2 separate regions of the Homo sapiens genome follow, and region 2 is linked to region 1. Evidence: chromatin loops called from intact Hi-C (ENCODE). Cell type or tissue: heart right ventricle. All regions are shown on one strand. Each heading gives the region's core, and the rest is flanking DNA. Links, peaks and the distances in the headings are about the cores only.

Evidence for each region. Peaks named below come from ENCODE experiments on the same cell type or tissue, not always from the same donor. Only the 100,000 strongest peaks of a DNase experiment are listed, where the experiment ranks them.
Region 2: a loop joins it to region 1, with 16 times the contacts of the local background. A loop is called at or near these places in 92 of 110 quality-filtered maps.

What each region holds. Positions count from the first base shown.
Region 1 is chr20:54,212,490-54,228,208 of GRCh38, reverse strand. It overlaps PFDN4 (prefoldin subunit 4), which reads right to left. Exons shown (of 4, transcript NM_002623.4): 2 at 13,751-13,858; 3 at 12,769-12,909; 4 at 8,248-9,190. The coding sequence ends at 9,059. Among named protein-coding and RNA genes, the nearest start is that of PFDN4, 12 kb to the right of the region's middle. RefSeq lists a silencer at 735-784. In heart right ventricle, for the core only: a CTCF peak has its summit at 8,194 (motif pointing left); a DNase peak (open chromatin) is centred at 5,734; H3K27ac peaks cover 2,389 bases.
Region 2 is chr20:54,639,638-54,655,356 of GRCh38, reverse strand. It overlaps DOK5 (docking protein 5), which reads right to left. Exons shown (of 8, transcript NM_018431.5): 7 at 11,779-11,899; 8 at 4,188-4,942. The coding sequence ends at 4,878. Among named protein-coding and RNA genes, the nearest start is that of DOK5, 170 kb to the right of the region's middle. In heart right ventricle, for the core only: CTCF peaks have their summits at 5,720 (motif pointing left), 8,147 and 8,346 (motif pointing right); DNase peaks (open chromatin) are centred at 5,716 and 11,396.

The DNA of each region.
Region 1 (15,719 bases), core at 4,697-12,696:
TGCATGAGCATTCTTTAATACGTATTTTGATGGACACAAGTTTTCATGTCTATTAGGTACACATCTAGGAGCAGTATATTAGTCTATTCTCACACTGCTATAAAGGACTACCTGAGACTCAGTCATTTATGAAGAAAAGAGGTTTAATTGACTCACAGTTCTGCAGGCTTAACAGGAAGCATGACCTGGAGGCCTCAGGAAACTTACAATCATGGCAGAAGGCGAAGAGGAAGTAAGCACATCTTACCATGGGTGACTAGGAGAGACAGACAGCAAAGGGGGAAGTGCAACACACTTTGAAACCATCAGATTTCACGAGAACTCACTATCACAAGAACAGCAAGAGGGAAATCTGCCCCCATGATCCAATCACCTTCTACCCTATCCCTCCCCCAACGTTCGGAATTACGATTCAACATGAGATTTGGGTGGGGACACAAAGCCAAACCATATCAAGCAGAACTGTTGGATTCCAGTGTAGATTGAGCACTGTCGTGTGCTTGATTTCATGGTAGGCAGGGGCTGGGAAGATGGGAATAAGCAAAGCATTATCATGGTTCCTGATTTCAGTCTAATGAGGAAGACAAGTCAATAATTTGCAATGATCAATATAAATGTAATAGCTGTTCTTGCAACAAAGGAGAAGCATGTGGAACTATGAAAGTATATCTGGGGCTTTGACCTGGTAAGGATGCAGGTTCTATGACCAAAGGGTGCATAATAAACCTGGGGAACTGGCATAAGGCTGGTGTGGTTGGTGTGGAGAGCAAAGGGGAAGTGGAAAAGTAGATAGGGTTCAGACCAAGCAGGCTGTGTCAGGTGTTTTCATTTTCACTACTCTCACCAAGGGGGAGAACATTAATTTTTTTGGGGGGAGGGGGGAGGAGGTGGTTATCAAAGAAAGAGTAACATAATTAGATTTGCAGTCTGAGAAAGATTATCTGGCTACAAAAATGGATTGAAGGGGACGTGTGTGAGTAAGAATGGAGGCTGGGAGACCCATCAGAAGACACCAGCAATAGTCCAAATAAACACTCACTGCCTCTTAGCCCAAGGTGGTAGCGACAAGGATGGGAGAGGTGAAGCAGACCAAGATTCTTGGACATAAGTTTCATATTTTTGCATGAGTGTAGCAGTTCTTATGCCACTATCAGCTACTATAATTTGGACTTTATAAGTTTGAGTCAAATGATTTAAAACAATTATTAATAGATTATTAATTAACTGCAAGTCCTCTTCAGGTCAATTATTTTCCATCAGTATCACACCCTGAGAAAAGTTTAATTCAGTTTTCTAGTACACTTGCTCATCTGTGTTACTATAGGTTTTATCGAACTCTACCAATAATTCCAGCGTTACTCCAAGTTACAATAAGATTGTGAATGTCAGAGGTATTATTACAAAATTAATCAGAATTTATGGCTGTGGTGTTCATTGTCCCTTCCCAATAGAACCTATCCCTCCCCAATACTTTTCTTTCTTCCTTTCCTTTCCTTTTATAATTTTTATTTTTTGAAACAGGGTCTTGCTCTGTCACCCAGGCTGAGTGCAATGGCATGATCGTGGCTCACTGCAGCTTCGACCTCCTGGGCTCAATCAGTCCTCCTGCCTCAGTCTTCCTAGTAGCTGGGACCACAGGCATGTACCACACATCCAGCTAATTTTTGTGTTTTTTGTACAGATAAGTCTTCACCATGTTGCCCAGGCTGGTCTTGAGCTCCTAAACTCAAGTGATCTACCCACCCCTAGCCTCCATACTCCATATGGTGTATGGTGGCTCACCAAGCCTGGCCCCCAATATTATTGTGCACAGTGGTCAAGTTCAGAATTCCAGGTGTTCTGTGGGTATAATCTGATACCTTTGCTATCTTATAGGACTGAATTAAAATGGGTTCCTAGGAAGAAGGTCTTTTAATTTAATTCATAGACAAAGGCCATCATTATTCTGCTCTCTAATTCCTATTTGAAGAGAAATTCTGAGTTTGAAGTGACCTATGGACTGTCCTTGGATCTGGGAAGATTGTAAGAAGATTCTTCAATATTGCAATAGAATGGTTGGGAGGACAGATTGGAAGCCCCACTGTTTGGGTTTGAGTTCTGGCTCCTCACTTAGGGGCCTTGGAACTTTGGTCTGGGCTTCTGTTTCCTCATCTGTAAATGGACATGATGATAATACTAGTTTGTACCTTGTAATGATTAATGTATGTGAATACTTACCTAATGCCTAGCTCAGGGTACATAAGATATCTAATGCCTAGCTCAGGGTACATCTGTGGATGTTGGCTGCGTATTATCGGCCTCTTTCTAAATTATTTCCCTTGGATTTAGGTTAACTGTTTAATTGCTACAAGAATTGGCCATATGAATTTTGCTCTTGCCTTTGCTTTGAAGTCTTTGTTAAAGTTAGCATCTGATACATTGCTCAAAGTCAATGCCTAATGAGGGAAAATTTTTTTTAAGGTTTAGACCTCTGAAAGATGTTTTGTCTCCTGAGATATTCATATATAACACCCTTTCCAATGTGGTATTACTCATCATTTTTCCTTCTCTGTCTTAGCTACATAGAGGTTCAGAGTACATCAATCTGAAAGGTGGACTCTGTGACCAACTTATTCTCCCTTTCTTTTTTCCTAATCTATTAATGCTATATTTACATTTTTATATATACACACATATACTTTTATATGTCTATATGAGAACCGATCTGAAATTCCTTTGGATAAGTAACAGAACACAAATAAAATCATCTAACAAAATAAATTTCAAAAGTACAACTTGTGCATTCATTAACCACCCATTTGCTAAGTAAGCTGCAAAACTTGGGGCAGGTTAACGTCTCTAAACCTTCCTCTACTTCTGCACAATGAGGGATGGTAAAGAATCTACTTTAAAGGGCTCTTGTGAGGAAGGAATATATAAAAAAAATTCAGAAGACTGACAGCCTACAATAAGCACTCAAAGCTAATTGTTAACGTCGCCATCACTAGAGTTATTCCTAGATACCAGAATGGAGGATCAAAGAACTTAGTTACCAGAAATTTCTACATACAAACGGATGCTAATGACTGTTGCACAAACAATTTTCTATACCAAATCTGTAAGCCAACTTTTAACTTTTTGGTTGTTGCTGATTTTCTACTTTTAAAACTGGAGAGTCAGCTGGGCGCCGTGGCTCACACCTGTAATCCCAGCACTTTCGGAGGCCGAAGTGGGCAGATCACCTGAGGTCAGGAGTTTGAGACCAGCCTGGCCAACATGGCGAGACCCCATCTCTACTAAAAATACAAAAAAGTTAGCAGGACATGGTGGCATGGGCCCGTAGTCCCAGCTATTCGGGAGGCTGAGGCAACAGAATCACTTGAACCCGGGCGGCGGAGGTTGGCACTGAGCCAACATCATGCCTCTGCACTCCAGCCTGGGTGACAGAGCAAGACTCTGTCTCTATAAGAAAAAAACAAAACAAAACTGGAGAGTCACCATGATCCATTTTATGTCAAATGACAAAAAAGTAGTTGAATGCAATACAGAAATATCAATAACAATGCCACAGTAATGCACATTTTTCCTAGTTTGTTTGTGCCACAACAGAACTTTATAAAAAAACTTGTTATTGTGAAGAATTTCATGTACATAAAATAATTAATAATAAACATATTGACTACCAATAACTATGGACCCATGACCCAACTTAAGAAATAGAACATAAAGATTATTGAAGCCTCCTCCTGTTTTTGCCTACCCCAACTATATCTTCCTCCTACAGTTCATCACTATTCTAAATTTTTTTCTCTACCATTTATTCCTTAGGAGTTTTTGTAACATATACACCTAATTCTGTGTTTTCCCAGTCTACCGTTTGTATAAGCACTACAGCACCCCTTTCTTTCACAGATGTGCTCCAACTATTACCTCTTGTCCGTTGACTTTTCCATCATCTTCTTTCCTGGCTCCTTCTCATCTACTGTGTGTATTCATGTGTTCCCTAGTCCAAAAAAAAAAAAAAAGCCTTTCCATCTGCACCACAGTGACATTAAGTGATGCTCTGCCTCTTTCCCACCACTGTTAACTTTCTTGTAAAAATACTTTTCACTTGCTGCCTCCAAGTCTCACACCACCTACTGCTTAATCTTTTATAATCTGTTTACTACCAGCAACCGGAATGCTTCTAGCTACCCTCGATCCCTAAACTGGATGGGTCAATCTCTTTGATGCTGCCCTCTTTTGTTACCCTCTCCAGCACTATAATCTGCATTAAGAATTCTCAGTTGGTGCTCCAGTCTCTTCCCCCAACACCACCCCCACGCCCTCCAATCCCAGAAAGATGGAATGATTTGAACCCCACCAGCTCTTTCGCTGAGTCAGAATCACCTGGAGTGCTTGTTAAAACCCTGGGCCCTGTCTGCAGAGTTGCTATGAAGTCATCTTTGAAGGCAATGACCATTATGTTGCTCAATATCATTGCCCAGTGGGGGAATTTTTTTTCAGGGTTTAGTCCTGTGAAAAACTTGGCATTTCTAACAAGTTCCCAGGTGATGTTGGTTCCATGTTCACACCTGGAGAAACGCTGAACTAGAGAATTGTTCATGTATTTTTGATCCTCAGCACCTAATGTGTTCAGGCTTTTTCAAACCACACAATTATCACCCCCGAGAATCACTGGTGCCTGACGGGAGGGAGCTGATTCCTCAGGTGTGTGTGGAACTCAGGTGTGTGTGGGCTCAGATGTGGGAGGGGCTGAGGTATGGGGGTCTCAGGTGTGTGTAGGGTTCAGGTATATGGGAGCTCAGGTGTGGGGAGATCAGGTACATGGAGACTCAGCTCTGTGGGGAGTTCGTGTGTGGGAGGGCTTGAGTATATGGGGGCTCCAGTCTGGGGGCCTCAGGTGTATGGGGACTCAGTTATATGTAGGACTCGGGTGTGTGGGGCTCAAATGTGGGGGTCTTAGGGGTGGGGAAACTTAGGTTTCGGGGCTCAGGGTTATGGGAACTCAGCTTTGTGTGAGGCTTAGGTGTGTGGGGGGCTCAGGTGTGTGTGGGGCTCAGGTGTGTGTGGGGCTCAGGTGTGTGTGGGGCTCAGGTGTGTGTGGGGTTCAAGGGTATGGGGCTCAGGTGTGGGGGCCTCGGGTCAGGGGGTCTAGGGTGTTTGGAGCTCCAGTTTGTGTGTAAGGAGTAGGGGTGGGTTAACTCTTTTGAAGGAAATAAGGGCCTTCTTAGTCATCAAATAGAGCTCCATCTTCTCGGCTCTTATTGGCTTCGCCACTGTACTATTTGCTGTTGATCACACTCCCTCCTCCTTTCAGCATTCTCATCATGGCTTCTGGGATTCCACACTCTTGCGGATCTCCCATTACCGTTGCAGCTTCTGTCTCCTTTGCTGTTTCTTTTTCCTCCCACCTGCATTTTCCCCACGTCCTCTTCTTCGTGGCAAGCTACCTTAGCTGTCCAATGCATGGCACCAGGGCTCAGCAGCAGCAGCGTCACCTGGGAGCTTGTTAGAAAGGCAGCATCTCAGCCCGAGCCCACACGGAGCCAGAGTCTGCAGTGTCACAAAATCCCCGGGTGATTTTTATGTGCGTTAAATGTTAAGCCCTTCTGTAGGATGAAAAGGGTTCTCAAATATACCTCCCTAGTCCCGCATATCCTAAACTTCAACACACTTTTCCGGTTGCCAATTACATGTCTCCACGTGGCTGATGCCCTGGGAAGTCCAAGTGCTGATGCCAAGCTCGTGCCCTTCTCTCACCCTCCCCCTCCTCTGCCCTGCTTCCTGCAAACCAGACACTTCTTTCTTTCCTGCCTCTGCTTACACTACCAGCAGGCATCCAGAGATTACAAAGCAAATACAGACAGGCACCACGCAGGTAATATAAATGAGGGTAGTGGGCTAGGTGGGGACTGGGGTGAACTGGAGACAGCCTGCTTTGTCTAACGCATGAGCAGCTGAAGACTGCCTTTTAGAAATATGGTTTCAATGTTGCCAAACCGTGCATTTTTATGTGAGATCTCTGGATTTGATTGTGGCAACAAATTCAGGGTTTTTTTTTTCTTTGTTAAACTATAGAAGCCAAAGAAAACCTGTTGCAAGCTGTACTGGCCTGTGCTCAAAACCAACTTCTCTTTGGGTTTCTCCTTCTAGCTTCACCTTCGTTTCTCCAATCATTGACAAAATTTGTTCATTTCACCCCTTCTCTAAGTCCTGGTGTATCTTTTCTTCAGCCAACTGATTCGGCTCACCAGAAAAGGTACAATAACATCCAGTATTTCTACCTCCATCTTTCTACAGTAAAGCCCACCTAACAACTGCCAAATTATTAAAAAGTACTGCTCCTTTCTATTCAAAACCCTTTAGAGACCCCCTGTCGAAACCCTACCTCAAATGGCTTTTCCATCCCCTTGCTCCCTTACTTAGCCATGCTTTTGACTAGAGCTCACAAGGCTTGGACAAGGATCACAGTAGTTGTGGAGATGGAAAGAAATTAATGGATGTGAGAGATAATGAAACATTACAGTCAGCAGCAAAGCATAGCTGCTCAGAAGACTTCTACTACCACTTCCTGTGAAAAGCCTGCACATGACGTATCATATTATGCACCTGACTTTGCAACCTGGCAGTCTCAGGGCCAGATCTGTTGTGCAATTATCTGTTGTGTAGCCTGCACTGCTTTAAAAAACAAATAGTGGCCCAGTCTAAAAAGAGTGATTGCACATGCAAATCAAGATTCCTGCTTAAAAAAAAAAAAGAAGTTAGTGACAAATCCAGATCAAAACTTCCCTCTGTCGCAACTACTGGCTGAAGCTGACATTTCTTCCTTTCCCTTCAGATGCACCGCGTGCTGTTCCCCAGTCTTCAGCTAGCCCAGGGAAGTTACTATTCACAAAAATAAGCAAAGGCTTTAGAAATGAACTTAAAATGGGAATCAAATATTTGTAATGTTCTAAAATGTCACAGGTAAGTTAAGAAAATGAAGTTAGCAACATCACACGCTTCCATCCCACTGATGTTAGATATTTGGGTTTTTGTATTAGGTTTTCTTGATAATATGCAGGACAAAATTTGAAGTCCCAGTGAATTACATAGTTCAGTCTCTTGGCCCATGTCAGGCGAGTGTTCGTTGTTAACATTTCTAAAGGGCTAAACTTTAGTCGCCCTCCTATGCTAGATCTTCCACTGGGGGATCCCCAGACCTATCCATTCCCCACCCCTCCCAGGCCCTGCAGGCGACTGACTTCTATGGACCACCTCCGGATTCTGGTTGGGTTTGGCCAATGGTGGGACACAGGTGGATTTTGGAGGGAGAATGAGGTCAGGATGTCTAGTCCCCTGGCTCTACCACTGCAGGTATGACACAGGCTGGCTGTGTTCCTCCCCAGATGAAAAGCAACTTTCCCTGGTCAGGGAGTGAAGTGGGCAGTTGCTCTCTCCCCTGGCCTTTGAGGGTCCAAAAGGACCCTAGTGGTCACCCGGCACCATTGTTAACTTTGGTGAGAGTTTCCTCAAATTATTCTGATCTTATTTCCTGCTGCAACTTGATTGACTACCTCCCCAGCCTCAATCCTCTAACTGAACATTAACCAAATGGATGCAAGAAAAAAATATCCTTGCATTTTTTTGGTAAGAGTCATTTTCCAGAACTGGAATATCACTATTTGGGAAGATTTTTGCAGCAATTTAAAAATTTGCCTTTGGCCGGGCACAATGGCTCGCCTGTAATCCCAGCACTTTGGGAAGCCGAGGCGGGCAGATCACAAGATCAAGAGATGGAGACCATCCTGGCCAACATGGTGAAACCATGTCTCTACTAAAAATACAATTATTTGGGAGTGGTGACAAGTCCCTGTAATCCCAGCTACTCTGGAAGCTAAGGTGGCAGAATCGCTTGAACCCAGGAAGTGGAGGTTGCGGTGAGCCGAGATCGCACCACTGCACTCCAGCCTAGACAACAGAGTGAGATGCCATCTCAAAAAAAAAAAAGAAAAGAAAAAACTGCCTTTATAGTATTAAGAATTTTAGAAATTATATAATCATCTATCTTTAAGCCTGAATTCATGTTTATAAACACTGAACCAAAAAATACATATGCAGTTTAGCCTTAAAAATTAAAAATATTTCCTCTAAAATTATGTATATTTAATCCTAACAATCTCATTGTTGTGTTAGGATCCTTCCATTCACATTTGGCACATCAGTGCCATCTGCTGGAAAGTTAATACATTTAGGTCTCCCAAATCCCAAAATGTTTGTCTTTTGTGGGGGAGTGGGAAGAAATGCATCCTTTATTTAAGAAATAAGCCTTACTTTTACATACATAGCTGTTTAACTTCCACATCTTTATCAATATAAACCCCAATTAATTACAAAGCACTAAAATAAAATCTAAAATTTAAAACGAAAAAACACTAAACATTTCTTTCTGCACATCTCTTGGTTTCTAAAACGTTCTTCTGTGGTTCTGCCCTGTTTGTATAAAGCTCCACATGCCTCCACATGTTTAAACATTACCCATTCTTTTACCCAAATCTCTGATATTGATAGATATGTAAAAAATGTTAAATATGTATGTTTAAATATAATATGTAACATATATTTAAATAAAATATATACATATATATTTTGAAGTCTATGACAAAGCTTTAGTTGTGAAATAAGCAAGGATGCAGGATTGTACATCTTTTCATCGTGCTTTCCCCGTCATTAGACAGCAATTAAAATCAGACAGAAACAACATGACACAACTGTTAAATTTTCTTATGTGAAAATTGCAACAACAAATATTCTAAATAATATAGAAACATAAAAGATTGCTTAACTGATTTTAATAACATGACATGAAGCCCCTAGACTTGATATAATCGTTATGCAAAATACATAGGTGAATACTGTCTTCTTTTAAAAATATAAAATAAATAAGCAGACATGTGAAAATGGGCAAGTTTCCATTAAATAAATGAAAATTTTTAAAAAAGAAAGTTTTGCTTTCCATGTCATTTGAAGAAGGAAAATTATCATTTTAAACAATATTCAAGTTTATTAAACAAATAAAAAAAGTATTATAAAATGTTTAACTTTCATCAGCTTCAAGGTTTATGTTGCTCCCGAATTTTGCATACAACTGAACTTTCAAATCTGCTAACACTCGCTGAATTGATTCCACTCTGGATTCTAAGGCGTCAATTTCTTCTTGCAAATTTTTCTGGAAAAAAAATATTTTAAATTAATTCTATTCAATAGGATGATTTCTGAGCATCTGTGTCTGAAATAATATTTGGGAAGAATTTTAGGTCAAGAACCTTCTAAACTTGGACAGGCAGCTAAGTAACACTGATAATTAGATCTAAATGTCTGAATGTGGGCATTTTTAATTCATGGTCCATATCTGCTTATCACAGAATAAATCAAGTTTGTTTTCTCAGTTTCTGCTGATCTAAAAAATAGTAAAAAATTACTGTCTAAATTATTTCCTAACAAAGAACCAAATACAAAGACTTCTATAAATAGTTTATCCTGGGCCTGCTGGCTTCTAACCCAGCTTTTTCCAACAACAAAAATAACTATGAGACTACAGGAAATGATAGAAACTCACACCACCAACCACCAATAATTAAGAAGAACAACTTATGATCCAAATCTGGCAGAAATTTTCACTAACTTTGAGGCCTCTGGAGCTAAACTTTGGAAAAGAGTGGTAAAAAGTGCCTCATTTGTAAGAAAGAGCAGCTTTGCCCAGTGAAAACTCAGATATTTTCTAAGTATTTGAGGTGATAGACATGTTAACTATCTTGATTTAATTATTCCATATTGTATTAATAAATTATAACATCCCGTTTTACACCATAAATTTATACAATTATAAATTGTCAATTTATAATTAAAAAAAAGAAAATACAATTCCAAAGGACAATTCTTTCTACCTACCTATCTATAGATACTTAGCCTCTTCAATTCTAAAACCAGTTTTGTAATGTTAATGCTTCCCTCATTAATAGATTAAATAAATTTTAACATATACTCTTTGTTTTAAAAAAAAAAAAAAAAGCCATTAAGTTCCTTCCTGGCTAGGATCAAAACAATTTTTTTTCCTAAACATGACAAAAAAATATGAAATCACACAAACCAAATACCCACTAACATTAGAAACCAAAGAATATCTAATACTGACAGTGTTGCCGTTTTAGAAATCTAGCCAATGGTTCTCAAACGGTGGCCCCGAGACCAGTGTCAGGGACAAAATCACCTGGGAACTTGTTAGAAATACACATTCTGGGGCCCTACCTCAGCCCACCTGAAAGATCGTCTTTGGGTCGGGCCCAGCAACCTGGATTTTTAACAAGCCCTGTGGTGACTGTGATTCTCACGCATGCTAAGTTTGAGAATCACTGTTACAAAACAAGAAACAAAAATAAGACATATGGCTACTAGAAAGGGATAAATTCTAAATTTCTATACCGAGAAAACCTGGTTAATAAGTAAAATAAGACACTAGAAAGTCATTTTAATATCGCAAGTCCAATCATCTCTCTCTTTTCCAAAAATCTCTGAAGGCTCCTCTTTGCTCTGGGACGGGAGTGGGCAAACTATAGCCCACAGGCCCAATCTAGCCTGAAGCTTGTTTTTGTCAAGTTTTATTGGAAGACAGCCACGCAGATTCACTCATCTTGCTTTCATAGTAATTATGGCAGAGGCTGTGCAGCCCACAAAACCTAACGTATTTACTTCTGGCCCTTCACAGAAAGTTTGCTGACCCCTGCTAAGACAAAGTACAATTTCTTCAACTCAACTGACTGGAGTTCTCCAAGATGTGGCCACAATTTCAGGTGCTCCCAATCTCCAGCAAATACATCTTCTTGCAGGTCTATGTTTGCACCACCGTCATCCTATGGCCGTTCACACATGTTGCTTCTCACGACTAGAACCCCCCGCCCCCCGCCGCCCCTTTCTGGCTAATAGCCACTTATTCCTCAGCTGTTATCCCATCACTTTCCCTGGGAGCCCTTCCCTGACCCTTGATGTCCAGACTAGTGTAGATTCCTCTTCCTGTGTTCTTAAAGCCACCTCTATCCTCATATCACTTTCTACTCATTATCAGTTTTGTTTACTTTTTTTTCTTTCCATCTAGACTATATGCTCCATGCAGGCAGGGGCCAGGCAGGTTTTGTTGTCCCCAATTATCCCTAGTACATGGCAGAACCTGATACAGAGTAAGCACTCCATTCATTCTAGAATTCTAGAATGAGTAAAAAAAGAAAGGTTCAGCCGGGTGTGGTGGCTCACGCCTGTAATCCCAGCACTTTGGGAGGCTGAGGCGGGTGGATCACGAGCACGAGGTCAGGAGTTCGAGACCAGTCTGCCCAACATGGTGAAACCCTGTCTCTACCAAAAGTACAAAAATTAGCTGGGCGTGGTGGTGGGCGCCTGTAATCCCAGCTACTCGGGAGGCTGAGGCAGGAGAATTGTTTGAACCCAGGAGGCAGACGTTGCAGTGAGCCGAGATTGCGCCATTGCACTCCAGCCTGGGCGACAGGGCAAGACTCCATCTCAAAAAATAAATAAATAAATAAATAAATAAAATAAAATAAAAGTTCAGTAGCTATCTGTGTATGGGGCAGGGGATTCACAATAGCCACAAAAACCATAAGCTATCTGGGAATACTTCCAATAAAAATGTTTTTTAAATGGTTAAACAAATAAAAAGAACAAAAATCACAAAATTTGACCAAGAAGAAAAGATTTAAACATAAGGGAGACATATAAGATTTATGCATGGAAAGACCCAGGAGTGATAGTTCTTCTGAAGACTTACTAAATGTGGGTTTCATTCATACGAAGTTTTGCTTTTTATGACATTTGAAGAGAGACTATCATTTTAAGCAATCAGGTTAATTAGCAAAAGCATTAGGAAAGGTTTAATTGCCATCTGCTTCTCATAGACAAACAACGTGGCTGTCCCTCCCAAATAGTAAGAAGGCATGTGAACTGAAAATTTCATACCATGTATCAAATGTCTCAGATATTATCAGAGAACTCATATGCTGACTGACCCAGTAATTATATTTCTCTAATTATTTCCTCAAAACAATTTTCTAAATGTGAACAAAGATTTATGTAGAAGAATGCTCACAGTAACATTAGTACAGCAAAATATTGGAAACAAATTAATGCTAACAATAAGACCCGTGACCCCAATTGATAACCATCAACATGATATTAAACAGTCTTCAAAAACGATGTTTTTAAAGGCCTGTGTGCCAGGCTCAGAGCAGGCTTCCAATGAGTATCTGCTGGACAAACAAACATTCAATGAAACCAGCAAAAATGCTCCTCCTGGAACATTAATTGTCCCAACTGGGAAGCAAACTACACGGAGAGAGGCAGAGAGAACATAAAAGAAATACAGGAAAATGTTCACTATGAATGGTTACCTCTGCATAGCAGAATTACAGGGGATTTTTCTTTTCTGCTTCAATATATGCTATACCTTCTAAATACTTTTAGTTTTGAGCAAGGTTCTGGAGTCAGAAGACCACTGTCTATGTGTCACTTTGAATAAATCCCATAACCTCTCTAAGCCTCTATTCTTTGTCCCTAAATTGGGATAACAGGTCATCGTTATGATTCAACAAAATCCTGCTGGCAAAGCATTCGGAGCATGCCTGGGACATAACAAGGCAGTAAATATTAGCTATAGCTAGCATCTACTATTTCCCTACATCTATAATTACATGTTCTTTATAGTGATATAAATTCTAATTTCAGAATTAACCTTTAACATACCTTTGCTTCTTCTAACATTTCTTGCGTTTCTTCTTGAGAATGGCTAATGAAGACATCACCAATTTGATAAGGTATCATTAAGCAATCATCATCTGCAAGCATGATGTCATCACAAGCATCTTCTAGGTTTTGGAGTTGTTTCTATAAATGCAAAATGGCAAAGAAAATGTACTCAAAGTTCTCTGATAGAAGCTAAAGGCCAATTGTAATTTGGGGACAGCAACTCTCTGAGGGACCCTCTCACAAAGGTATTATTACCACATTAGAATAAGACCTTAATTTGTAACTTTTTAGAAGACATTTCACAAGCAAGCACTTAGAGCTACCTAAAGCTTTGTCCTCTGGACAATAAGCGCCCTGTGGTGGACAGCAGGCACATGGTCACTCAAAATTTCTTCTATTTTAACAATTTTTGACTTTGTGAATTCTGCCTTCCTACAAAAACAAAACCAAAAAAACCAGCCTACATTTCTCAGCCTTGCTTGCTGATAGGGTGTAAGTAAATCATGCGGGTAATGAAAGTTCTGCCAGCATGCATAAGTGATAATAACTTCAATTCCACCAATCAAATGCATTTGAGCTGGATTTCAACTCAAGGGGGACGGCTGGACACAGGCCCCAGATTTACTGGGGTAGGTGGCACTGGCAGCAGCAGCTTGGTGTTCCTAAGTCTGCAAGGGTGGCTTCCTCATTGGGAAGACAGCTGACTCTGGGATCAGTGGAGGCAACAGCTGTTCCACCGCCAGCCAAGTTCTCCGAGACTTGTTCCTGGAACCTCGGTCTAGACTCAAGCTCCTCAACAACTCTGTAAGTTATCGCATATCCCTTAAAAAAAAAATGACTTTCTGCTTAACTAGAGTGGATCGCGTCATTCATCTGCAACAAACAGCCCAGAGAAATATATATTCACTTGTTAACTGAGTTCAGTTTTAGTAGCTATAGTATAAAAAAATTTTATTCTTCTAATAATTATTTTCAATACCTTTTTTACTTCTATTTCTTCCTTCAGCTCTGTGATTCTACTTGTATTCCGTGCAAATTTGTTTATCTTTTGTTGATCTTCGAAAGTAACATTGACATCTTCTGCAGCCTGAAAGAAGTGTTTAAGTTTTTGTAAAATTTTAACGGAGAAGTTATCAGTTAGCTTTTTATATTTCTCAACAATAACTCAATAAGCCATTTGCACTCATATAGTCAAGAATCACAAGAAGTACAGAACATAACAAATGCCTTATTTTTTGCTCCACAAGCTTAAGGTTTGTTTGTAAATCTATAACCTTTTCTGATACTCCATAAAATAATTCCTAAGCTATAAACATATTGCAAACATAAAGAACAATTAATAAGTCCTTTTAAAAGGAAAGAAAAAAAGCCAACTTTTGGCACAGAGCAGAATTTCTCAAGTTGGAGCATTCTTTCATTAAGATGACCCAGGAAACAAAAAGTTACATGGTCAAATATATTGGTAAATGTCTCAGAGTAGTGTTTTTTTTTTCTTAGAGCTAAAACTTGCATGAGCTTACTGGCTAAAGGGTCACTGTACATTTCAGTGGCTCTATTCCATTCACAGCAAAAATTATGTTTATAATGTAGGACCTGTTTAAATGTCTTAATAAGGTCTACTTTACTAAAAAATGATGAAAATTGAATGTTTAGTATTTAAAAATTAATATTTAATGTGATTAAATTTACAAATTTGCAAATAAAGAGTACTTGGATAACATAAAGTACCAATGAAATAATAAAAAAATAGCTAACACTGATTGAATTTACTATGTGCCAAAACTTCCTAAGTACTTTATTATCTCTGCTAATCCTGCAATCCATCTTATTAGGGAGGATCACCAGCACTATTTTACAGATTGAGAAACTGAGGTACACTTTATATAATATGGCCAAAGCCACAGAGCCAGTAGGTGGTGGAACTTGATTTCAACCCAGGCAGACTGGCTTCAGAGGTCAGACAGGTCCATGAGTTCTCGGTAACTGAATGTGAACGTGCGTCTCTGTGAGTGTGCACGTGTGTGTGTGAGTGTGTACACAGGCTTAGGCACATCTGGAAGAGGCAGCAGGATGTCTGCTTTCATCAGATTCTCAAGGAGGTACCATATATTTTTAAAAAATAAAGCTAAAACATAAAACCAGACTCTCCTTAGGGTTTCCCTTCCATTTATAAAATGAAAACCAGAGCACCTGATTCTAGTTTAAAGAAGAAAAGATATTTGTGTGTGTATAAAAATAGTTCATACTGAAACACTACTTTTGGCTCTTTTGCAGTAACAGTAATGAGCTCACAACATTCACACTCCATCCCTGACCTGGTCTCTCATGACCATCGACTTAAGGTATGTGAACTTTTATTTCTCAGAGGTTGAAAGGCAGTGTCAAGCAATACAGAGCTCAGTGGTCGGAATATAACACAGTCCTCCCCTTTGTTAGGCTCTCATTCCAAGAAACAATTTCACATGCATTATGCCCCACCTCAACAACCCAGAAGATAGCCTGAAAAAATCCTTTACATCACACTATGTCTAGCTTTGAGTGTTCAACCGTATGCATAATTTTGATGAATATGGAAGTTGGGGAACACTGAGCTACGCTCAAGAAACCAAAGTCTATATCTTGGCACACAAGTCATTTTGCCTAAGTGAGAACTGTCAATTCCCTACGCAAATAGACAGCAGAGAATTCTGAAGAGTTCCTGTTTGCCTGAAGAGTATATGCCATTTTGTTTAAATATTGAACCCCCAACAGGCATTTATAGATGTATTTGTCTTGGTGAGGGCTCAACAGAGCCATTCACATGAACGGATCCAGTGCAGGACTGCCTGGCACATAACTAAGGCTAATACATGGTTTCTGAATTTGAATCTAAATCATGCTTGATCAGACTCAAACACATAGTTTCCAAAATGTGGTAGAGAGAATTTGGCTATCTGCTTTCTGTCTTT
Region 2 (15,719 bases), core at 3,915-11,914, 430 kb before region 1:
TTGTAGAGGCATAAAACTCAATCACCACTCATTTTTGTTTTACATATAACCTTTATATATGTAAACTTTGGCTTTTCAAACAAAAAATACTAAACCTTATCTGTATTAGTCTGTTCTCACACTTCTACAAAGAACTACCTGAGACTGGGTAATTTATGAAGAAAAGAGGTTTAATTGACTCAGTTCCACAGGCTTAACAGGAAGCATGACTGGGAGGCCCCAGGAAACTGACAGTCATGGCGGAAAGTGAAGAGGAAGCAAGCACCTTCTTCACATGGCGGCAGAAGAGAGAGTGAGAGAGTGAAGGGGGAAGCCCTAGACACTTTCAAACAACCAGCTCTTGTGAGAATTCCATCACGAAAACAGCAAGCGAGAAGTCCACCTCCATGATTCAATCACCTCCCACGAGGCCTCTCCCTCAACACTGGGAATTACAATTCGACAAGAGATTTGGCTGGGGACACAGAGCCAAGTTATAGCATTACCCATCTGCAATATCTGTAAATCCCCCTAAGCAACTCCTGCTTTTCTGTAGAGGACAGAAAGCAGCCTCACCAAAGGCCAAAGATAATAAATTTGTTATTATAATAAAAATGAAAGAACTTGGAGAAAGGAAGTAAGACAGGTTGGCTGGTGGCTCAGTGCTGATGCCTGAGCTAGAGCAGCTGGATTCTCGCTTCCTTCACTTCCTCACCCTGCCTGCCTTTTTTGCAGTCTCTGCTTTGCTTTCACAAGCAGCCCCTGGCTGGCGGCTCTTTCCTATTAAAAAAAACAGTGTGGGAAGGCCTCAAACTTCAGGCATCTCAGAGAAACAAAGAAGGTCAAACCAAGTCTCCTTATTAGTTGTTATAGCAACAAAGAAACTATTGCAGCGACGTTGAAAATGCCTCCTGGAATCCCACCTCTGGAGCTGCAATTACAGCACATCTCCCCTTCCTGTGTGTTATCCCAGGTACGGAATCGCGTCTTTACCTGTGTGCCAGAATTCTGCATCTCCTGACAAGGGAAGCGTCTTGGGCAGCCCACTCGAATGGAGGCACTGGCTTGGCTCTACCACCTGACTTTTCACAGGTGTCTTGGATAAAAGCGCATTGTCAATTGCCTCCAGGTGCCTCAAGTCTTACCTGATGGGTACTCCCTGCATTTCTGTCTCCTTGAGCTTTCTTAAAATGAGATTTTATGCCATTTACCAAAACCTGCACTGGAGTTACCTAGAAACACTGATCGAAAATGTAAATTTATGGACTCCACCCTAGATCTAGTGAATAAGTGTCTTTGCCAACATTTAAGAACTGCTAGCTTAGAGAGGGGAGTGTGGGTGATGGTACTTTATTTAGTGCAGATCCAGGCAAAAGATTATCACTTGGTCCTGCCTTGGCTGAATCAAATCACAACAGATTGATCCAATGAGTTTGCAGTGAAATCAGCCAACTGTTGATTTTCATGAGAAGATGGGCAGACTTACCTTTGCCCAGTATTTAATCTACAGAATTTAAAACCTGAATATCAAAGGGAAATTTCCAGTTTGCTGTCTTAATGGAAATCTGAACATCTATGTGTTTTTTTCCAGGACCAAAGGAAAGATTTTCTTTAATATAGTTTATACAGTATTTCAAGCTCATAAAGTATTCTCTTTCTCAAAAGTCAAGATTGCCCAAAGAAGAAATAATAAAATGTCTTCTCATACAAATGTATGTTCTTGTTAGTTTTTCTGTTTCCTGAGCAATTGGCTTACAAATTGAGTCTGTGGATCAGGCATGGTGAAGGCAAACACACTTTTCCTGTATACATCCTGGCATACCCATATATACTGTTAAATAAGTACTTGGAAAATGAATGAATAAATTTCAGAAACTCAAGCAGTCTTCCTTGAGAGCATTTTAATCACTACTGCAATATCCTGCCTTAAACTGGGTAAAAAAAAAGATATTTTTAACAGAGTTGAGGATGCAAAGAGGAATATGAGATTTACTTCCCTGCTCCCCCATCCTCACCTCCCACCAAAAGAAAAAAGTTGCTTTTTCTAATATGTAATTAAAACAGAAACATCATAGTTTAGCCTCCAGACCCCAGTTTATTTGCAAGTTACCACGAATGCTTTAGAATTTAGTGTGCATTAGGTAAAAATCCACCACAGCTTTGAAAAACTTTCTCACACTATGTTCACTACTTGAGGTAGGGATTTAGAAAAAAATCGAAATCACTTCAAATTATCACTCCCCTTATTTAAGGCCAGATAGTAAAGTATTTAAATTTCTTATGTTTTCTACCTGAAACTGTGAAATTAATATAAGATAGCATTTGAGGTTTTTATTTTAGAGCAGGGGATCCAGAAATAAGAGTCAACTCTGCCACTTGTATTTGTGAATAAAGTTTAATTGAAATAGCCATGCCTATCTGTTTATCTATGTTAAAAGCAGGCTGGGCACGGTGGCTCACACCTGTAATCCCAGCACTTTGGGAGGCCGAGACAGGCGGATCACTTGAGGTCAGGAGTTCAAGACCAGCTTGGCCAACATGGTGAAACCCCATCTCTACTAAAAATACACACAAAAAAATTAGCCGGGCGTGGTGGCACGTGCCCGTAATCCCAGCTACTCAGGAGGCTGAGGCAGGAGAATTGCTTGAACCTGGGAGAGGGAGGCTGCAGTGAGCCGAGATGGTGCCACTGCACTCCAGCCTGGATAACAGAACGAGACTCCATCTCAAAAAACAAAACAAAACAAAATACAAAACAGTCTATGGTTGCTTTTGCACCGGAAGGCAACAGAGACCATATGACCCAGAAAGCCTAAAATATTTGCATCTCAACTCTTTACAGAATAAGTTTGCTTTCCCCTAAGGAAGCCAGCCTTAGGGATTTACAAAGCAGATTTAGGAATCAGATTACCTGAGTTCAAACATGAATCTATCATTTAATAGGTAAAAGATCTTGGGCATATTAATTACATCATTTAGATTCCTTGAGCTCGGTTTCCCCGTCTGTAAAATGAAGATAATTATACTTACCTCATGGAGCTATTGGGGCGATTGAGATAATACCACAAAAGCACTTAGCGTTGTGCCCGGCCATAAATAAAAGCTGATAGCATAACCGAATCGAATGCTCTTTTCTGTCAATACGTTTCTTTTCTTAAAAATCCTCAAAGAGGTTCTCACTTCTAGTTACCTACATTCAGCAACATTTCTTTTCACACTCATTAGCTTGAGGCTTGCTTCAGTAATTTTAACTTCATTAAAATTATAATTATTTCTTTAATTCCATTTCCTTTATCTACTTCTTCAACGTAATTCTCCCATTGGCTGCCAAGGCCCTGGGAATCATGGAGAATCTCTGATGAGACAGTCTTAGAGAAAGAAAATAAATAAGAACCAGATAAAGTCAGGAAAATGAACAGTGAAGTAATTATCAAATGTGCCTGGCAAACCAAATTTTTAAAAGACAAAAATGAAGACCCCTGAGAGAAGTAGGATCAGCTAAAATTGTGTGAAAAGTAGCTACAGAGAACCCAGAGAGAACACACATGCATTTCGGGGAAGCCATTAGCACTAAACAATTTATATACCCTAATCTACTAATTAATTGTTAGTTGAATTCAATCCTTTCCCCAGTATTTCTCAACCGCTTAAAAAACATATCCTGAGCAGCAGTGTGCTAGGAAATCCCAGCTAACTCAGATCTATAAAACTATGCATTGCTTATCTGAAGTTCAAATTTAATTGGGTATCCTGTATTTTATCTGGCAAAGAGTAGTGAACCAGGCAGGCGCCATCCCTGCTTGCTCTGCAGCTTTAGAGGAACTCTAACTTTAGGTGCTCACAAAATTCAACTCACATCCAGCACTGACCTTCTCTTTAGAAGTTCATGGCCACTGGGGGCCCATTTGGCAGGTGTCACTGTATGATATTTCCAACTTGATTTTCTTGTGGCACTCTTCTGGAATTAAGGTCTTTGGCAACAAAGACTGTCTTTTGATTTCTACATCCCTGAACTCCAGTACAGTGCCGGAAACTCATAGATGCTCAATACAGACCACATTAATGAATGAGTGAGCAAATGCGTGAATGGTTGGATTCATATTAGACACAACACACAATACACTCACAGCTCACATGCAAAATGTCCACACACCCTTCAGAAATACCTAGGATAGAGAAAAACATGTTGCCAGAATCCAAAGAACATATGGGTGAAGAATGATCTTTTATTTTCAAATGTTTTATGAAGAGACTCCGAACAAAATAAAGGCTTTCAAAAAGGGGGGTAAAGGGGTGAGGAAAGCATGTGAGAGAAACTGTAACCCTGTAAACAACACTAACGGGTTCTTTGAACAAATAGTTTTGAACAGAACAGATAAGAGTGAGTCGAAGCACTGATTTAACTAATTGGTGATATAATCAAATATAATTTCCAGTAGTTAATCAGAACCACAGTAATAATAACTGAGGAATAGGGTGTAAACAAATAACAAATAATTAAAAGCCATTTTATTGTCAATACTGACTGTCATACAACTGAAACACTTGGAAGGAAAATCACAAGAATCCACAAAAGGACAGATTCAGAGAAGTGCAAGGGACAAAGTATCTACAATAGAAAATCATTTCGTGACATTGACTTCTTTCTGTCCAGCTGTAAAAGAGGGAACACAGAGTCAATATCTATAGAGCACGTTTCAATTACACTAAGAATTTAAAAAAGAAAAAGAAAATAAAGAAAATTATTGTATTGCAGAGTTTTCCAATGACCACACAATTAGCCAGGACTTTAAGCTTCTTCTCTTGGTCGTCATTTCCCTTGCTGTCATTCTGTGACCTCCTGGGTGAATCTGTGGCTGACACATCACAAGTGTGTTAACAATTCTTGGCAGTTACTGTCAGTGCTCAGATCTGTAGGCTGGAAAAGTCTCTGTTCGATGAAGCTTCAGAGGGCTGGAAACATCTTTTCCAAAAAGAATTTAAAATCAACAGTTACATTTCAAGAAAGCCCACAATCAAATTAGGTGGCAACAACTTTCTCTATAACAGAAATAAGTAAATGTACTTAAGGCAGAATTTTTTCCAAAGGCCTCTCAGGATGATATGTAAATGAGTCACAGAGATTGCATGATTTACGTATCATTTGCATGTGGCCTTTGGGCTGAGCCATGGTCAGTCCATTAGCAATTATTTTCTTCCTTAATTTTTCATCTGCATCAATCCCCATATCCAGGGTATTCAGGAGAAATGAGATAGAAACAGAACTATGGAAACTTTTAGCTAGAATATTCTGGAAACCTGAGCAGCAATAAGGCAGTCTTATGCTTATACTTTGGTAATCTTGTAAATGTTAAGGAGAACTTCCTAAAATTCATTTAGCCTTTATTATTTCAGGTTTAGATTTCAGACCAAACAGAGTTTAAAAAGTCAAGAAGGCAACACACAAGATCCCTATTAGCCCCCTTTGTGACATATTAATAATATAAGGGTTGTCAAGCATTTTCTAGAAAGAGCCAGACACTAAATATTTTAGGTTTTGCAGACCATATGGTCTCATTGCGACTACTGAGCCCTGCTGCCTGTAGCACAAAAGCAGCCACAGTTAATATGTAATGAATGTCGTCCTAATAATGCTTTATTAATGAAAATAGTCAGCAGGCTGGATCTGGCTCACAAGCCATTGTTTGCCAATCCCTGTAGATAATGCGTCCCTGATTTAACAAAAACTAGAGGTTCTACTGCCACCTGCTGGCCAACGGTTACCGCAAGCAAAGAAATGTACACGGCTAGGTGAAGATCTCAGGACTCACCGCAAAGCCTTTGGAACAAACTTCCGCAGCCTTGGTGAGTAAATGTGTGGATCAAGCAGGCACAAGAAACAGGATTGCAGCCAGTGGAGCATGTCCGCCCCACCCACACACATTCAAAACAATGTTGTTTTTATTTTATTTTATTTTATTTGTATGTATTTTTTTTCGCCCCGGCTGCAGTGCAGTGGCGTGATCTCAGCTCACTGCAGCCTCAACCTCTTGAGCTCAGGTGATCCTCCCACCTCAGCCTCCCAAGTAACTGGGACCACAGGTGTGTGCCACCACACGTGACTAATTCTTGGATTTTTTGTAGGGAGGGGGTCTCGCCTACATCCACCAGCCATGTGGCCTGGAGTAAGACCTTAACCTCCAAAGGTCTCTGTTTCTTCAGTCATTGAAATGGAGACCATAGTCCCACTCTCACCAACTCCCATGGTTGTCAGGAGAACCCCATAAGGCTACATGGAAGACGCCTGGTTCAGTGACACAACTGTTTAGTGCCACTCTTTGATTTCCTCAAATTATCTTAGGTCCGATCTATGATATAGGTGCCTAGTTTTTCTTGTTTTTGTTTTGAAACAGTGATGCTATCTTCCAAGGCAATTCCCACAGAAGAGTTCGGAAAACACTGGAGCAATGAAGCACCTTGGCCTAAGGGTAAAGATTGCTGAGATGATAACTTTGAGAAGGAGGTGAGAGAGTTAGAGGAACATTGTACTGAGGCCAGACACTCCGGTGCTCATGTGCAACGGCCTTGGGGCTAGTCTCCCACTTCCTCTCCTGTTCTCTTGCAATCCCTTGAATGAAAATATCGATTAAATCTGACACTGCCATGCTGAGGACCCTCTAATGCTTCCCCTCACACTTAGAATAAGCAAGTCTTGATTACCTGTATTCACCACCCCGGCTGTCTCTTTATGTCCCTTAGGCACCAGCCACACTGGCTCCTTCCTGATCTTTGAATGCCCGCAGCTCATTTCTGACTCAGGGCCTTTGCATTTGCTGACCTCTCTATGGAGAATGCCTTCCCCTGGCTCTCGGTATGGCTGCCTCTTTTAGACTTAAGGTCTTGGGGTGTTGCAGGGGCTTCCACTGACTACCCCATCTCAAGAAGTCCCTTTGTCAGCATCTTCTCAAAACCAACAGCTCTGCCTCACTTTCTTTATCATAAAAACTTTCTTTTCCACTGTTCCATATACCAAATCTGAAATTAACTATGTCTGCTTGATTATGGATTGTGACTCTCCATTAGATTATAAGCTCCGAGAGGGAAGGAATATCCCTGCCTAGGAGTCCCAGGTATGTCTGTCATCTAGCACAGCGCTTGGCCTAAACTAGATGCTCAATAAACGTTTACTGAGTAAACAAAGAATGGATGGATGGAAGAATGAGAGAGAAAAACCTTAAAATCTTTGTTACTTACTAGATAGGTAGTCTTGGACCCATTAATAACCCTTCAAATTCTCAGTTTCCTAACAGCAAATGAGAATAAAATACCCTTTCGGGCAGCTGTTTTGGGATCTAAATGAGATCATGTATGTTAGGTCCCAGCGGAAAGCTGGTACACAGTAGGTCCTCAGAAAGAGTAGCTTTTAGAAAGACCCCATTGAATATGGCTTGTCTCCCTCGTAATGATGAAATCTGAGATTTCAGCACTGCACTGGTGGCACGTGAATGCTTATTCATATAACAAGAAGGAAAAGAAGTTTCATGTCCAAATAGATGTGCAGAGCTTTGGTTTAAACAAGTTTAATCAGGTTTTTCATTGCAGGGCATCTCAGAGCCCTGAAATTATTGATTTGTTTTCTGACTCTCCATGAGAACTTAACATGTAGCATTTCCCCCAGACGCGTTTGACCACAGTAACCTTTCTTAGGGGAAAGGTGCTGTCTACCAGAGTTAGCTTTCCAAGGAACATAATTTGGGAAATGCTACTGATGTAACTGCTGTTATTTTATCCAATGCATTCCTAAAAGAATCCAGTGAATAGTATTCAACATAAACTTGTTGATTGCTTCTGTAAGTTTCTTCCATAGTTTTTTTGTTTTTTTTTTTTTTAACTGAGACAGAGTTTCACTCTTGTTGCCCAGGCAGGAGTGCAGTGGCATGATCATGGCTCACTGCAACCTCTGCCTCCTGGGTTCAAGCGATTCTCCCACCTCAGCTTTCCGAGTAGCTGGAATTACAGGCGCCCGCCACCATGCCCAGCTAATTTTTGTATTTTTAGTAGAGGTGGGGTTTCACCATGTTGGCCAAGCTTGTCTTGAACTCGAGATCTCAGGAGATCCACCCAACTCGGCCTCCCAAAGTGCTGTGATTACAGGTGTGAGCCACCACGCCCAGACAGTTTTCATTATAAACCTACTTCCAATGTTGATTTTGTATCTGCATAATCATAGAAGAGAATTTCTATGAAAATTTTAAAACGACGTGGGAGAAGCAGTGAAGGTAGATTAGGTATGTCTTGTGTGGCACGTGTCAAAACCAGCCACCTCCCTTTCCCCACCAAAAACTGTAGTAAAATGATAATTCCCAAATCAACCAGCAGGGGGCTCTCGAAGACTACATTTGAAGAAAATGACCATTATTCTCAAACCAATTTGTTAAATTCCTCCTTAAGGGTCTGTATGATTTCCAACCTTAACCTCCAGATTTGCCAGAAAAAAAAAAAAAAAGCCTGAAATTCATCAATGTAGGTGAATTGGCCAGAGGAATTACAACCCATAATCATCAGCAAAACAAGAAGAAATTAAAGGCTCTGTAACTTCATCATATGGCACACCCCAGGCCCCCAAGTCATTAACTTTTCCCAATCCTATTTCCTTTTTCTAAGGGGTATGAAAAGTAGGGGAGAGGGAAGGTAGGTAGTATAGGTAGAAGAATAAAACTTTTTTTTTAAATGTACTTGTTTAAATAGCCACTTTTGATAAGCAAGATAATTTTAGGTACTCTGTGAACATCTTTTAAATCTTCAATACTTATTATTTATTTTATTGTCTATTAAAAAGCATAACTAGCTGGGTGCAGTGGCTGATATCTATAATTCCAGCACTTTGGGAGGCCGAGGCAGGAGGACTACTTGAGCTCAGAAGTTTGAGACCAGTCTGGGCAACATAGTAAGACACCCTCTCTACTAAAAATAATAAATTAGCTGGGCTTGGTGGCACACACCTGTAGTCCCAGCTATTTGGTAGGCTAAGGCAGGAGGATCACTGGTGCCCAGGAGGTTGAGACTGCAGTGAGCCATGATCGCACCACTGCACTCCAGCCTAGGCGAAGAGCCAGACCCTGTCTCAAAAAAAAAAAAAAAAAAAAAAAACAGTATAACCAGTGGATATAACAGTATTAAGGTAGTAAAATATGCTTTTTTTAAAGAAGTATATTAAAATAGAAGAGAGTAAAATCGAGTAACATTCTGGTATGTATATGACAAAAATTGTGATGATATAACTCAAATATTGCAAACATTTTTGAAGTTTAAGTGAGAATCAGTGGCATTGTGACAACCCAATCTAACTCACTCTCTCTGCAGAGAAATCTTGGAAGGTAAGCTTATTTGTCAATTATTAATTCAGTCGTTTGCTCAGCTGCTCACAGAGGCACTCAGTATCTTTTTTTTTTTTTTTTTTTTTTTTTTTTTTTGCAGCATCTGCTATGTGCCATGCTCTCTGCTAGTGAACAGAGCACAGAGTCATGAAAACTAAAATGTAAATACCCCCAGTGCTTTCTTAACATTATGCATTCTTTCGACAAATCCTGATGGAAGGCATACAAGGTGCCGGGGGATAAAATGATAAAGATAGAAGGAGGCACAGCTCTCCTGCCCTCCTGTACATTATTGCTTCCTGGGAGAGCTGACCATGAGTCAATTGGCCACATAAATATGAAATGAAAACCGGCCATCATCTGCATCTTATGAGTGCACGTCATCAGAGATGTCCACTCCAGTTACAAGAAAGTCCTGAGGGCTTTCTTGGAGCCTGAGGGGCGCTGGAGGTGAGACCTGGAGGTGAGCAGGAGTTAACTAGGATGAGGGACGGGCGCAGCATACAGGAAAAGCTGCCTGGGGGAGAAAGGACCAACAGCAAAGACTGAGAAAAAAATGCTGTTGTGACCAGGGTTCAGAGCGGGCATGGAGGACTGAGGGTTCAGAGCGGGCATGGAGGACTGAGGGTTCAGAGCGGGCATGGAGGACTGAGGGTTCAGAGCGGGCATGGAGGACTGAGGGTTCAGAGCGGGCATGGAGGACTGAGGGTTCAGAGCGGGCATGGAGGACTGAGGGTTCAGAGCGGGCATGGAGGACTGAGGGTTCAGAGCGAGCATGGAGGACTAAGGCCATAGTCTTCCATGGTCATTCATTCATTCTTGCATTCAATTATTCAGCAAATTTCTGCACGTAAACTACGTGTAGTCCAGTGCACTCTATTTCCAGTTTGGTGGTCTTGTACCTCATCATTAAAGAGTTTTTTTGCGCGGAACTTGCAGTGAGCCGAGATCGCGCCACTGCAGTCCAGCCTGGGCGACAGAGCGAGACTCTGTCTCAAAAAAAAAAAAAAAAAAAAAAAAAAAAGAGTTTTTTTACAAGTATCCCCCACAAAGGCGCATAACATAATAAGCTATTCTTATGTACTATGAAATGAAAAACAAAACAAAACAAATATGTTTGAAAGGATAGGTTTAAATAGAATTTTTTTTTTTTGAGATGGAGTTTTGCTCTTGTTGCCCAGGCTGGAGTGCAATGGTGCAATTCTGGCTCACTGCAACCACCGCCTCCCAGGTTCAGGTGATTCCCCTGACTCAGCTGGGATTACAGGCACATGCCACCACGCCCAGCTAAATTTTGTTTTTTTTTTTTTTTTTTTGAGACGGAGTCTCTCTCTGTCACCCAGGCTGGAGTGCAGTGGCGCTATCTCGGCTCACTGCAAGCTCCGCCTCCCGGGTTCACGCCATTCTCCTGCCTCAGCCTCCCGCGTAGCTGGGACTACAGGCGCCCGCCACCACGCCCGGCTAATTTTTTTGTGTTTTTTAGTAGAGACGGGGTTTCACTGTGTTAGCCAGGATGGTCTCGATCTCCTGACCTCATGATCCGCCCGCCTCGGCCTCCCAAAGTGCTGGGATTACAGGCGTGAGCCACTGCGCCCGGCCTTGTATTTTTTTTAGTAAAGACAGGGTTTCACCATGTTGGCCAGGCTGGCCTTCAACTCCTGACTTCAGGTGATCTGACCGCCTTGGCCTCCCAAAGTGCTGATATTACAGGCGTGAGCCACCACGCCTGGCCATTTTAAGCAGATTTTTTCATTGTTCATGTTGTCCACACTATGGGCTGTTCTGCATCATGCTTCAGAGACCACTTCTCTAGAAGAAGAGCTTACTAGGATTTGCCTAAAGTCATTCAGCAAACCTGAAGCCATGGCTTCTGGCCTCAGTCCAGGGCCCCATCCACCAAAACATTGGCTCCTAGACCTGAGCTCTCGGGAGAATCACCTGGAGGACTTGTTCAAATACAGGTGGCCTGGCCCCACCCTCAGAGCTCCTGATTCAGTAGGTCTGGGGAAGGGCATGGAAATTTGCATTTCTAGCAAGACTTCAAGTAATGCTGATGCTGTGATTCATCAGTCCACTACATCATTTCTTGTAGCCTGGTCCCTGGCCCCTCGCCCAGACCCTGTGTACGGTCTGTTAAAAGTGCAGATTGCTCAGCCACATCCTATGCCTTAAGATCTAGAGTCTCTGGGGATGAAACCCAAGAATCTTCATTTTAAGTGACTTCCCCCCGGACACTGTGATAGATACAAATATCTCTAGAGCCATACAGATATTTGGCTCTACAAAGATTAAGTGCCTCGTGTGTGAGGCCTTGATGGGGGTCCTACCTTTGGAGGAAGGGCACTAACCAGCTGGCATGCAGCAGCTGCGAGTTGAGCTGAGCCCCCTCCCCAGTACTCCCAGGCCTGGCCCACACCCTGGACACAGGTAGCCCCACGCTTACCTTGCAAGCGGTAGAGCTGTCCCGTGCTGTGCTGCCGTGTGATGTGCTGCCAGTAGGCGCTGCGAGGCAGGGGCACCATGGTGCTCAGCGAGGCGGCCCGCTCACTCATCTTCATCTGGAGCTGCAGCCAAAGGGAAGAAAGTTGTGCGTCAGCAACACTGGGGCCGAAAGTGGCCTGACTGAGGAAACAGGAGAGCATGGAGTAAAAGAACCACAGAGCTGGCCAGGCTGCAAATCAATGAACATCGATTGAAGGTGGTGGGCATGGTGGCCAGCTACTGTTTTTGCTTACTTAGCACCATCCATTCTTTACCCTGCTGGCAACAGTGCCTTGATGACGTTCCTTTGGGGAACTTCCCTCCAACCCAGCTAAGTCCCTCTAGTCCCGGTGGGGCTGATTCCCCCATTCACTTTAGGGTTGGGCTGGTGACCCATGCCAGACCACTCCGAAATAATTTACTGAGACATTGTTAGCATTTTTGTGGAAGAGAGAATCAGCAGAAGTAAGCTAAAGATTTATGACTGTTTTGTTCATTGATCTATCCCCAGAGTGCAGAATATTGCCTTGCATGTAATAGATATACAAGTAACATGTGTTGAATGATTTCTCGTGGAGTTGTTAAGAGGCTGGAGATGGGACTGGAGCCTATCTTGGAACTACAAAGGGACCACGTGACAGTGAGTAGACACCATTCAGAAGAAGACAGCCAAGAAAAGCAGAGAGATCTTCACACACTCCACTGAGACCTTGGATCCCACTGAATCCAGAGGCTGGCCCCAGACTTTTCAATTGTATTAGCCATTTCATTCTTTTCAGTTTGGGGTTTTTCTGTTTTGTTTTGTTTTTGTTTTTTTTCAGATGGAGTCTTGCTCTGTCAGCAAGGCTGGAGTGTGGTAGCACGATCACAGCTCACTGCAACCTCCGCCTCTGGGCTCAAGCAATTCTCCTGCCTCAGCCTCCTGAGTAGCTGGAAGTACAGGTACATGCCACCACGCCCGGCTAATTTTTCTTTTTTTTTTTTTTTTTTTGTATTTTTAGTAGAGATGGGGTTTCTCCATGTTGGCCAGGCTGATTTCGAACTCCTGACCTCAGGTGATCCACCCACCTCGGCCTCCCAGAATGTTAGGATTACAGGTGTCAGCCACCACACCCAGCCTAATTCTTGTCAGTTTAAACTGACTTGTGTTGGGTGTTCTGGCATCAGAAAGAAAAAATAAAAGTCTGTTTGAACAAGTATTGTCGACAAATCATTGTTCCAGACATTGAGGGAGGAAAAAAGATGAAATGGCTTTTGGCAGCAGGCAACTCTAAAGACACAGTTCTAGTCCCCCAGATTATCAGAGAGCAGTCAACAGCCTGACCAACCACATCGGGGAAAGAATTATACAAAAGAAGGAAAGTTTCAGAGAGAAAAGAGCCTGTAGGATGGGTAGAATAAAAGGAAAGGTGAACGGGGTCAACGCATGCAAGAAGAATGGGGGTGCAAGTGGAAGCAGACCTCCAGGCACCCCCGTATCTGAGCCCTGGTCTTAGACACAATCATGACGCAGGTTGATTATGCCATTGTGTAAGAAGTGACTATTTGCAAAGTTGAATTTCCTGGATGCTTGAATATCAAATAATCCATTCCCATCTTTAAAAAAATTCACCCACAAAGATTTATGCAAGATGTTCATTGGGAGGTAATTTCACATTGGCGAGAGCTGACGGCTATTTAAGTATCCTCCCATTCAAGGCCCAGTTAACTACACATAGGCACAATGTAATACTTGGCAAAGATGGAAGATTTACATGAATTGGAAATGAAACATTTATATGTCGTACCACGAAGGAGACACAGGGGGTTACAGACCTAGTGCAATGTCATTTTAGTTGCTCATATGAAAATTGTCGAAATTATACACCTATCCATTTGGAAAGTATAAGAGTTTGATGAGATGATACCTACTTGGACTTACCTAGTAACAAATAGGTAAAGGGGAAAAATGGAGATGGAGATGATGATGATGATGATGATGATGATGATGATGATGATGATAATTAGAAATTGCAATGCCCATGTTAGGATTTTTTTTTTAAAAATTTCCAATCTCTTAAAGAAAAAAAAGTCTCCACTGTACACATCCCCTCAGCATGGTAGTTTCAGGCATAATTCACTCAGTAAAGCCAAAATAATAGGAGGCTTCATATGTTGAAGACCAAAACTCATTGTAGTTCATGAGATTCAACTTGAAAAAAAGATTATAATATTCACTCAAAAGAAAATTTAATTTGTATGCATTGAATTTACATTTGCTGAATCGAATTCCCTGTCCCTATCATAATTCCACAATTACCAAAACATGCCCCCAAGTGGAATCACACAGGATTAGATTCCATGAGGATAACTTTTCCTAAAAATAAACTTTTAGATGAAAAGGTCCAAAAGCTAAGTACTAAGCTAGTAGAAAAGTTCTGCAGCTGTTTCTTGTTTTTAATTTTTAAAATGTATTTTTAATGGACAAATAATAAGTATGCATATTTATAGAGTACAATGTGATGTTTTGATCTATGTACATACTATAAAAAAATTCATTTGAGCTAATTAACATATCCCTCACCTCGTCAGCTTCTCATAGTGGTTATTTCTGTATACATGAAAGTCTAAAAAAATCCAGAACGATTTACCAGTGACTTTTAGTAACATTCTATTTCATTTGCATGGAATTCAAAAAATAAAAGAAGGAAAAGAACTCAATTTAGAGGTAGGGGTTATTTGATTTTCTTGATATAAAGAGATTCTATTTAATTTAACAGAAAATTTCATATAAAGAAAACATTTGTGGAATACTAGTCACTTCAAATTATTCACTACTTCACTGCAAATATATTTAGGCAGCCCAGCATGATTTGACTGTATTTTCAGAAAGCTGATTTGGGATCAAGAGTGAAATGACAGCAACGCCGCGTTTTGAAGAGGAGAACGGTACAAAGCCGGGCTCTCTAGTTCTTTCTCAACCCTTTGGAAAAACATCTAATTTTATGAAAGAAGCATTTTAATTGTCTTTGGACAAAAAGAAAAGCCTTATAACAATGCAGAAATGTCTGCATAATTGTGTCAGGGAGAAAAGACGCAGGAAGTCATTTGGTGAGAATCCAGTAGGCAGGTTTCCGCTCCCTCTTCTGTGACGCCCTGAGTCCCTCTATCCTTGATATCAACCACCAGTGGAGGGCCACAAGTGGCACTGATGTACCGCCCTGGTGGAAATAGCAGTTAGCACTCATGTTTGGAAGAGTTGAAATTGGGTTACCTGGAGCGCCGCAGGTCCTCAAATAACGTCAATGCATTCAGCTTTGTTTCATTACAACTTCAATGTGAATATAGAAATCTGTTCCTGGCAGGGTCACTGTCTGTGTCGATTTGGCACGTTCTCCCCATGCCTGCTTGTGTTTTCTCTGGGTCCTCCGCTTTCCTTTCATATCCCAAAACTGCCTGTTGGCTTCACTGGTGTGTCTAAATGGTCCCTGTCTCAGTGGGTGTGGGTATGGGTGAGTGTGTCCTGAGACGGGAGGGCATCCTGTCCAGGCTGGGTCCCATTTGGCACCCAGAGCTGCAGAGATGGTGGGCTCTGGCCACCCGTGACCCTGAACTGGAACCACTGGGTAAATAATCGTCTTGTTTTGATTAATCTTTTCTCAAATGTACGTATAGCTCACATTTATTTCAATGTGTAATATTAGAAGTGTTTTTGTCTTTATCTAGAAGTTTGGTAATGTTTTTGTAACCAGAAATATGCCATAGGAATTTAACTCTTCTTTATTTCAATCAGCCTACGGGAAAATTGGTTTTGCTGTATGTCCTTCTGCTAAAGCCACAGAATCTATCAACAACATTAAATGAGGATTTAGTGTATTTGGAGAGAAGGATTACAGTCTTCCTACTTAAAAAATATATTTTTAT